2 separate regions of the Homo sapiens genome follow, and region 2 is linked to region 1. Evidence: chromatin contacts called from ENCODE Hi-C or POLR2A ChIA-PET data. All regions are on one chromosome and are shown on one strand. The core of a region is the stretch at or near the end of the contact, and the rest is flanking DNA. Distances in the headings are between cores, read along the strand shown.

Region 1 (4,443 bases), core at 832-3,331:
AGTGTCTGTGCTTATCACAGACTAGCATTCACCACACTTTGAGTATCTTTAGACTAGCATCCAGGGAGCAGAATGTATTACATGTTGCGCCCTGTAGATAAAGTAGAGAACTGTATAGCATAATGAGCTCAGGAGGAGGAAGCAGAGAGAATTCCACGAGGGCTCCAGGCATTGGGAAAAGCTTCGTGGAGATGCTGAGACTTGAAGATGTTAAGGCATGATGGAGTAGAACTCGGAAAGGAAAGGGCACTGGAACATTCCCAGCATGTGGAGAAACTAGAATATGTGTAGTGTGACAGGGGAAACCCCGGGGTACTGACTGTTTAAAACAAGTGGTTTGTATTGAGTAGAGACAGGAAGCCAAGCACAGTTTTTTTGTTTGTTTGTTTGTTTTTTGTTGTTGTTGTTTTTTTGAGATGGAGTCCCACCCCAGGCTGGAGTGCAATGGCGTCGTCTCGGCTCACTGCAACCCCCTACCTTCCTGGTTCAAGTGATTCTCCTACCTCAGCCTCCTGAGTAGCTGGGATTACAGGCACAGGCCACCACACCCGGCTAATTTTTATATTTTTAGTAGAGACAGGGTTTCATCATGTTGGCAAGGCTGGTCTCAAACTCCTGACCTCGTGATCCGCCCACCTCGGCCTCCCAAAGTGCTGGGATTACAGATGTGAGCCACTGCGCCTGGCCCCTACCAAGCACAGGTTTTACTATGTTCATTTCTGTTCATAATTTTTTTTCACGTTTCAAGACTATTTCCATTACTTTAAGGGCCTTTTCCTCTTTTCCTCCTTTAATGAACTTTTGAGTACCTAGAAAAAAATTAATATTTTGATCTCTGTTTTGTCATTTGCATCTTAGCAACACCCATTTGTTGCATAACACTGTATTCTTTTTTTGTTGTTAGAGACAGGGTCTTAACTGTTGCCCAGGCTGGAGAGCAGTGGCGCCATCTCAGCTCATTGCAACCTCTGCCTCTTGGGCTCAGGTGATCCTTCTACTGCAGCCTCCTGAGTAGCTGGGACTACAGGCACGTGCCACCAGCCTGGCTAATTTTTTTTTTTTTTTTTTTTTTTTTTTTTTTTTTTTTTTTTAGAGACAGGGTCTTGCTATGTTGCCCAGGCTAGTCTCAGACTCCTGGGCTTAAGTGATCCACCTGCCTTTGCCTTCCAAATTGCTGGGATTAGAGGCGTGAGCCACTGCACCTGGCCTAGCATGATATTTATTGATCAACTATGGCTCTAATAGTTGATTTAAGATCACCTAGTAATTTCATTTATTTATTCAATAAATGTTTACTGAGAGCTTTCTAACAGTCTGACTTCTGGGTAGATTTTCTATTTGTCCATCAGATAGCAACCCTCTCAAGGCCTGTTCTCATTTCTCTGTAGGTAATAAGAAATTCCTTCTTTTATCCTCACTCTTCTCCCTTTCTCCTGACCCCAGATCTCCTGAGCAGTGTTCAACTATTCTTTTCACTCAGAGAAAGTGTCTTCCTAGCTTATTATCAAATAAGAAAAAGCTGAGTGTAATGTCCCAAATGTACCTAACTCTGAAATATTTATGTGTTCAGAAACACAGTCACTTTTGAAAAATACTTTTCTGAAAACCTAGTAGTTAGGTTAAATAAGTTTACGTTGGTTTTAAAGATACTTGTATTTTGGGAAGTTTCCACACAGAGCTGTTGCCAAATAGGCCCTCTCTTGTGTTTAAATAGGTCTTCTACTTGACTCTCCCATTTTCTTCTAGTGTTTCACTTTTTAAAATCTCATTGTGTTGGTTGTATTTTTCAGTCAAGTCCTAATTCGAAGCAGAGTCCTCAGGGAAAATGGAAAATACATTCCCAAACAGGTACTCATTTATCTTTTATTAAAAAGCTCCACGATTCACTGTTGGGCAGTAGATATCTGAATGTTTTATAAGGGGGCTCTGGGGAAAGCTAAAGGTTGGCAACTTAGTAATTAAGCTGTGGCCTGGTGGTGTTTGCTCTCATGGTGACCTCACCCTTCTTAGGAAATTGTTTTTAAATGTGACTCAGCTAAAGTGTCAGGTCGCCTGCCAAGTAGGCTGACAGCTCTGAGCGGAACAGCATATCCTAAAGGCCTTCTGACTAAGCCACTGGGGAGTAATTTAACAGTTTGCTGTGTCATAGTTCTTAGACTTAAAACACTTTTTTTTTTTTTTACTAGTCTTTCTTGACACGAAAATATTATTTCAACAACCCAGAGGATGGATTTTTCAAAAAAACTAAACGGAAGGTAGTGCCACCTTCTCCTATGACTGGTATGTTTGTTCCCTTCACTCATCTTTAAGGAAGATTTTTAACATGGGTATTTGAGTGGGGTGGGGTAGGCAGGGAGGGTGTCATTTTATTTAAATGTTAAATTGCAAAAGATAGTAATCTTAGACCTTAGAAATCATCTGATACAGGGATCTATGGAAGTGGAATTCTCTTTTTCAGTTAGATTTTCTGAGAACCCCAATGTATAAAGTGGATTAAAAAAAATAGTTCTCAGCTGATGGAGTGGGGAGGCCAGAGCTATTGTCCCTGGGTCTCTCCTTATTGCTGTTCTCAGGACCCAGGATTCTAGGGAGCACAGTTGGTAAAGCATTCCAGCCTGGCTGTCACCCAGTGCCTGGATCCCCTTCCAATAGATGGCTGCCCAGCTTCTGCCTAAATGAGGAAGAGTGCAGTACTTCCAAGATGTGCCATTTTGTTGACTTTGTTGTTAGACGTGATTGTTTGGTCTACCCTACAGTTTTGGCTCTAACATTTTCTACTTCCACTGATACCAGTCATGTGAAAAATATAGCATGTTAAAAGTAAAACAGGCCAGGTGTGGTGGCTCACGCCTATAATCCTTGCATTTTGGGAGGCTGAGTCAGGTGGATTGATTGCCTGAGGTCAGGAGTTCAAACCAGCCTGGTTTACATGATGAAACCCCGTCTCTACTAAAAATACAAAAATTAGCCTAGCGTGGTGGTGGGTGCCTGTAGTCCCAGCTACCCCGGAGGCTGAGGCAGGAAATTGCTTGAACCTGGGAGGTGGAGGTTGCAGTGAGCTGAGGTCACGTCACTGCACTCCAGCCTGGGCGACAGAGCAAGACTCCATCTCCGAAAAATAAAAATAAAAATAACTAAAAGTAAAACAAAGTAATTTGTTGTTCTGTGTTGACTCCTCTCATTTTAGTACTATTCACTTCTTTAGGTGAGATAACCAGCTATTTTAAACCCATACGGAAGGTATTATAATTAATTTTTTTTGAGAGTGACTAAGGTTGTATGGAGTTAATTTTTTAACAAATTTTTAAGAAAATTTACAAGAAACAAAAGACCATTAAATATATGAAAAGTTACTTGACCTCACTAATAATCCATGGAATATCAATTAAAACAAGATATCTTTTTTTTTTTTTTTTTTTTTCTTCAGAAAGGAGTCTCGCTCTCTCACCCAGGCTGGAGTGCAGTGGTGCGATCTCGGCTCACTGCAGGCTCCGCCTCCCGGGTTCACGCGATTCTCCTGCCTCAGCCTCCAGAGTAGCTGAGATTACAGGCACCTGCCACCATGCCCGGCTAATTTTTTGTATTTTTAATAGAGACGGGGTTTCATTGTGTTAGCCAGGATGGTCTCCATCTCCTGACCTCGTGATCCGCCCGCCTTGGCCTCCCAAAGTGCTGGGATTACAGGTGTGAGCCACCGTGCCTGGCCAAGATATCTCTTTTTTTTTTTTTTAGCCCAGTAAGCTGTCAAAAGATTGAAAAGATTGTCAGGATCCACTATTGTCAAGGTCGAGGAAGTTAGGCTCCCTCACCATTGGCGGGAGTGGCAAGAGGTGGGGCCTTGCTGACAGTCTGACAATATCTATCAATTTTAAATGTACAAATCCTTGGACCTAGAAATTCTAAGAAATTCTCTTACGGAAACACATAAACATGCAGATGTATGTGCAAGATAATTGTCGGCAGCATCATTTATCGTTTATTGGCAAAAACAATGGAAACAATCGATAGGTCTACTCAAAAGTGATTGGTGTGACCACACCATGGAATCCTATGCAGACATTAAAAATATTGAGACTGGGTACGGTGGCTGACGCCTGTAATCCCAGCACTTTGGGAGACCGAGGCAGGCAGATCACTTGAGGTCAGTCACGAGTTCAAGACCAGCCTGGCCGACATGGTGAAACCCCGTCTCTACTGAAAATACAAAAATTAGCTGGGCATTGTAGTGTGTGCCTGTAATCCCAGCTACTTAGGAGGCTGAGGCAAGAGAATCACTTGAACCTGGGAGGCGGAGGTTGCAGTGAGCTGAGATCATGCCACTGCACTCCAGCCTGGGCGATAGAGTGAGACTCCATCTCAAAAAAAAAAAAAAAAAAAAACGCTGGGTGCGGTGGCTCCCGCCTGTAATCCCAGCACTTTGGGAGGCCGAAGCAGGCGGATCAC
Region 2 (4,860 bases), core at 823-3,322, 4.5 Mb before region 1:
AGGGCCTTGCAGGCAGGGTGAGGCAGTAGCTGCCTGAGGACTTGGGGTGTGGAGAGGGGATGTGCTGGCTTGGCCCCAGCTGCTGGGCCCACAGGGGCTGTGCTCGAGGAACAGAGGCACAAAAGCACAACAAAACCCCCGTTTCCCCCACACCTCCTTCCTCTCCCTGGCTCGGGGTGGGGGACCCCAATTGTTTCACTATCTGGCGGCCAGCAGACCAAGAAAGGCTTCCTGAAGCCTCTGGGCAGCTCATGGAGCCCTTCCTCTGTCTGCCAGAGCATCCGCGCCGCCTTTCTCTGCCCTGCTCCCTCGGGGCCGGGCGCGGGATTCGACAGGCCAATGGCTACTGTAAAAATAGTCCTAGCAGCCAGCATTGTTCCAGCATTGACTTGCACAGCCCCCCGATGGTTATCAGGGCAGCCCATTGTGGGCTGGCTCGGTGGGCGCATAATTGGAGGATGTGAGACTCAACTCCCTCCGAGTGAAGGTGTTTCTCAGGAAATGACCCTGGAGCCTCCTCACCCAGAAGCTCATGACCTCATTGGCAGCTGGGATGGGCCAAGTCCATCCCCGCTAGGAGCTGGGGTCTGCTTCACTGCGGCTACCCTGAGAGTCCCGGCTCTGCCCTCTGGGCACACAGACCCACTTGCCACACTAATATTCGAGAACCCTCTAGAAACATGGAGGAGGAGCAACTGGGGTTCCCCAAGTCCCTTTGCTCTAGGCTCTGATTTCCTACAAAATGAAGCCTCCACCCCCTTCCACACTCAGGACCCCATCGTCCCACCACCTGGGGCTGAGCCAGGATGGGGGTGGGGGTTTTCAACAGGGCAGAGTGGGGACCTGTCACGTGCCTGGCATGGTGGGGGTCTCCCAACTCCTCATTTCTAAGGTGCACCCACCTCTCCACCTGTGGGGGCTGCAGTCACAGGTCCACCTGCCTTGAAGAACACACAGCCAGCAGCCCTGCCCCTGAAGAAGCCCATTCCAGCAAGACCCGCCTGTACATTCCTGGCATCCACCCACAGCTCTCTATCGCCATGGCAACCACGAGCTACAGGCCCCTCAGCCCTTGCACTGGCATCTGTGGCAGCCTCCTCACAGGTCTCCCTGCTGCTACTCTGCCCGCCCCTGATCTATTCTCAATGCAGCAGCTGAAGGCAGATTAAAAAGCAGAATCAGGTCCTCATGCCCCCGCCCAACCCTTTGCTCACCCCTAGAAGAAAACACAGGCTCCTCACCATTGCCCACCAGGTCCCAGCACATGCCCCTGCCGACCCTCTGGCCCCATCTTCCCTCTCCCCTTCTCCTTGGGACACGGGCCACACAGAACTGCTTTAGTCCCTCCTACTGCTCAGGCTCAGTCCCCTCTGAACCTTCCCCACTGGCTGTTGGAGCCGCAGTATAAAAAGCCCCCTGGCTCCCTGCCAGCTGCCCCAGGCACCCTGGCCCCTACAGGGACCAGAATATAAGCCTCAACCCAGAAGCTGAAAGTCACTTCCCCAAACAGGTGACCTAAGGCAAGTCACTCAACCCCACTAGTCTTCAGTGTCCTCATCTGTAAAATGGGGTAACTGTACCTTCCCTGTGGGAGTGTTGTGAGGGTTAAATGAGGGGGGGTGCACAGGAGGTGCTTAGAACAAGATGTGGCACACACTCCATGCACAGCAACTACATTATGACTTGAGACTATCTCCTCTTACTACCGCTATCACTACTATCCAGTCCACCCCTGGCCTTGGGGTATATAAAGCCTTCATCCTCCCCAGGGTGAGATCAATAAGGCCCAGAGATGACAAGAGACGCCCTGAGGTCACTCCGCTGGGAGTAACAGTGACCGTGATGTATCCAAACCCTTAGGAGCTTAGCCTCCACTGTCCCTCTGCGGCTCAGTCTGACCTCAGAGGACACCCTCCAGGGAGTCCCCGGAGTATCTCTGTGCACCTCTGCAAACTTGCAATTAGGCCAGTCACCCCAGCTTCCTCACACACACACAAGTGGTCACCCCGCTGCGCAGTGAGTACTCAGGAGCGAGTCCTCCTCCACAGGCGTCCCTGCACCCGCCGACAAGGGCTGTTTTCCTTGGCACTGGGCCCAGGGTTATTTTGCAGCAGCCGAGATACATAATTCCCCATTTTAAGAGCTTCCTCTTTGGTTATTACAGCTACAAGTGATTAGAATTGACTGATACAGAGGCTATGGGATGAAGCCTCTCCCTGTGCCCAGCTAAACATTCTCCTTGTCTCTGTGTTCCAGAGGTGACAGCCAGAGCCAGCTGTGCCTGAAACCAACTGCAGATCACCTGGTCAGATTTGACACACACGCAGGCAGGTGCAGCCCCGTGCCAGCGATGCCATGGCTTGCCACAATATCCCTTTGCTGTCTCCCTGTTTAATATTAAGATTTGTGAGGACTTATTCTGGGGGCTGAGCTGTTTATGAACACAGTTTCCTATTCTCCAACACTCCTATTGTGGAAGAGACTTTGGTAGTTTATAGATAAAGGAAGCTGAGGCTCACGCAGGGAAGCGAGCAGCCTGGCTGAGGCTACACACACGGGTGGAAAGGAGAGAGAGGCTCAAGGCCAGAGTTCCCACCTGGCCACCTGGGCCTCCGGCACCGAGCAAAGCTTAGAAAGAGGTCTCTGCACTGCTTGCAAATGGGGACCCCTATATCTTGCTCTGCATCCCTCCCGGTGCCCTGAGCACCAGCCAGCTGGGCTTTGAGTTGAGTTGCAGATGCTGCCTCCCCCAGCATCTACCACCTCAGTCCAAGGCTCTGGGGAAAGTCAAGCCCTTGCCTCTATTTTTCCTGGGCAACCTTCCCAGAGGCTCGAGAGTTCTCTGCACCTGCCCTGCCGTCCTGCAGACCCTGCACTTCTCAATTTAACAACCAGTGTCCTACATGTCTCTTTCTGGTGGAGAACAATGATTTAAATCTCATATTGTCAATGGCATAACCACTCAGGAGCTTCTGCCATGCTTTTAGGAAGAGGCCAGGTCCTTGTCTGTTTCCTATTTTGCCTGCTTCTCCCATCCCAAACTGCCTAGCACATACCTGGCCTTTAAGAAGGATCTCTGGGCCAGGTTTCTCAGCAAACCTCTTGGTTAAGCAAACTGATCAGCGGGTTGGGCAAGCAGCTCCTAGAGTCCCAGAACAGGGGCAAGAAGAGACCTGGATGACATCCATTCTACAGGTGGGGAAAACTGAGGCCTAAACAACTCCCTGCCCACTAGGCTTGCTGTGGAATCAAGTGCCTGGCTGGACCCCTTGCCCCGCCCTTTCCACAGCAGGCATCTCTCTCCTTTCCTCACTTTTCTGCCCATTCCAGAGCCAGATTCTGGGCTGAGGCCATGACTAAGCTGTGTGACCCAGAGCAAGTAACAACCTCTCTGTGCCTCCGCTTCCTCACTGGTAAAAAATGAGGGTAAAAACAAGACCAGGGACTAAGCAGGATGCTGCCTAATGTTATTCAGCACACAGCCCAGCACATACCAATTGATCAATAAATAGTAGCTTTAAAAAAAAAAAACAGCCACATTGCAATTCTATTATACTTTGTGGCAACCATTCTACCCTGTGTTTGTTTTAAAAAAAGAAAAAGTGGGCCAGGCGTGGTGGCTCACGCCTGTAATTCCAGCACTTTGGGAGGCCGAGGTGGGCAGATCACTTGAGGTCAGGAGTTCAAGACCAGCCTGGCCAACATGGTAAAACCCCATCTCTACTAAAAATACAAAAAAAAAAAAAAAAAAAAAATTAGCCAGATGATGTGATGCACTCCTGTAATCCCAGCTACTCAAGAAGCTACGGCAGAAGAATCGCTGGAATCCGGGAGGCGGACACTGCAGTGAGCCAAGATCGCACCACTGCAGTCTAGCCTGGGCGACAGAGCAAGACTCCATCTCAAAAAAATAAAATAAATAAAATAAAATAAAATAATAAATAAATAAATAAATAAGAAAAAGTGGATGGTTAGAGGTATTGGGGAATTGCTGGTCAAAAACCACAAAATTTCAGTTATGTACGAGGAGTAAGTTTGATAGATCTATTATGTATGTCATGGTGTCATGCTGATTAAAATTAATAACATATTGTATACTTGAAAACTGTTGAGAGTAGATTTTAAGCGTTCTCACTACACACAAAAAATGCTTAGGAAGCGAGGTGATACGTAAGTTAATTGGCTTGATCCAGTCATTCTACAACATACGCAGATGTGAAACATCATGTTATACACCATAAATATATACAATTTTTATTTATCAATTTTAAAACTTCCAGCCTGGGCAATATGGCAAAACCCCATCTTTACAAAAACTACAAAAATTAGCTGGATGTGGTGGCACATGCCTGTAGTCCCAGCTACTCGGGAGGCTGAGGTGGGAGGGTCACTTGAGCCTTGGAGGTCAAGGCTGCAGTGAGCCATGATTGCCCCACTGCACTCCAGCCTGGGTGACAGAGCGAGACCCTGTCTCCAAAAAAAAACAAAAAAAGTTACTTTTAAGAAAAAGATAGCTGTGTTTATTAAGCACTGACCATATACACAAGCAGAATATGCATCTTTTTAAAAAGAGCACTGACTACAAGCACATTTTCATTTTCTTAGCTAATCCCCTCAGTGGGTGCTGCTCCCATCCTTCCTGTGCTGATAAAGCACAGAGATGTGAAGTCACTTGTCCACAGTCACACATGAGGAAAAGGCCACTTAAGCTCCAAATGCCCCCCAGGTCTGTCTTGGCCTCTGAAGTCCATGTTCTCAACTACTGTAGCTGCTATGGATCAAATGAAATGGGGTCTGGTGTCTTTAAGGAGCCAGCTGCAAGCCGGCTGACAAACTGGGGAACTAGGCAAAGGCAAACAG

The links. A loop is a pair of places that touch in the nucleus more often than their neighbours do. ChIA-PET counts read pairs that join two places held with the same protein, here RNA polymerase II (POLR2A). Pooled maps may share reads with other maps.
Region 2: POLR2A ChIA-PET joins it to region 1 with 10 read pairs in WTC11. The contact joins two enhancer-like sites. A Hi-C loop is called at or near these places in 1 of 50 pooled maps. POLR2A ChIA-PET finds 5 or more read pairs at or near these places in 2 of 52 experiments (T-cell and WTC11).

The regions. Positions count from the first base shown.
Region 1 is chr3:9,974,794-9,979,236 of GRCh38, reverse strand. It overlaps EMC3 (ER membrane protein complex subunit 3), which reads left to right. Exons shown (of 8, transcript NM_001394674.1): 2 at 1,791-1,848; 3 at 2,187-2,280. Among named protein-coding and RNA genes, the nearest start is that of EMC3, 9.8 kb to the left of the region's middle. RefSeq lists an enhancer at 1,609-2,808. Within about 2 kb of position 2,081, at least 23 of the 41 ENCODE cell types and tissues checked have a DNase peak (open chromatin) inside an H3K27ac peak, as active enhancers do.
Region 2 is chr3:14,436,890-14,441,749 of GRCh38, reverse strand. All of the region lies in intron 2 of SLC6A6 (solute carrier family 6 member 6), which reads right to left. Among named protein-coding and RNA genes, the nearest start is that of SLC6A6, 37 kb to the right of the region's middle. RefSeq lists an enhancer at 1,853-2,353. Within about 2 kb of position 2,072, at least 16 of the 41 ENCODE cell types and tissues checked have a DNase peak (open chromatin) inside an H3K27ac peak, as active enhancers do.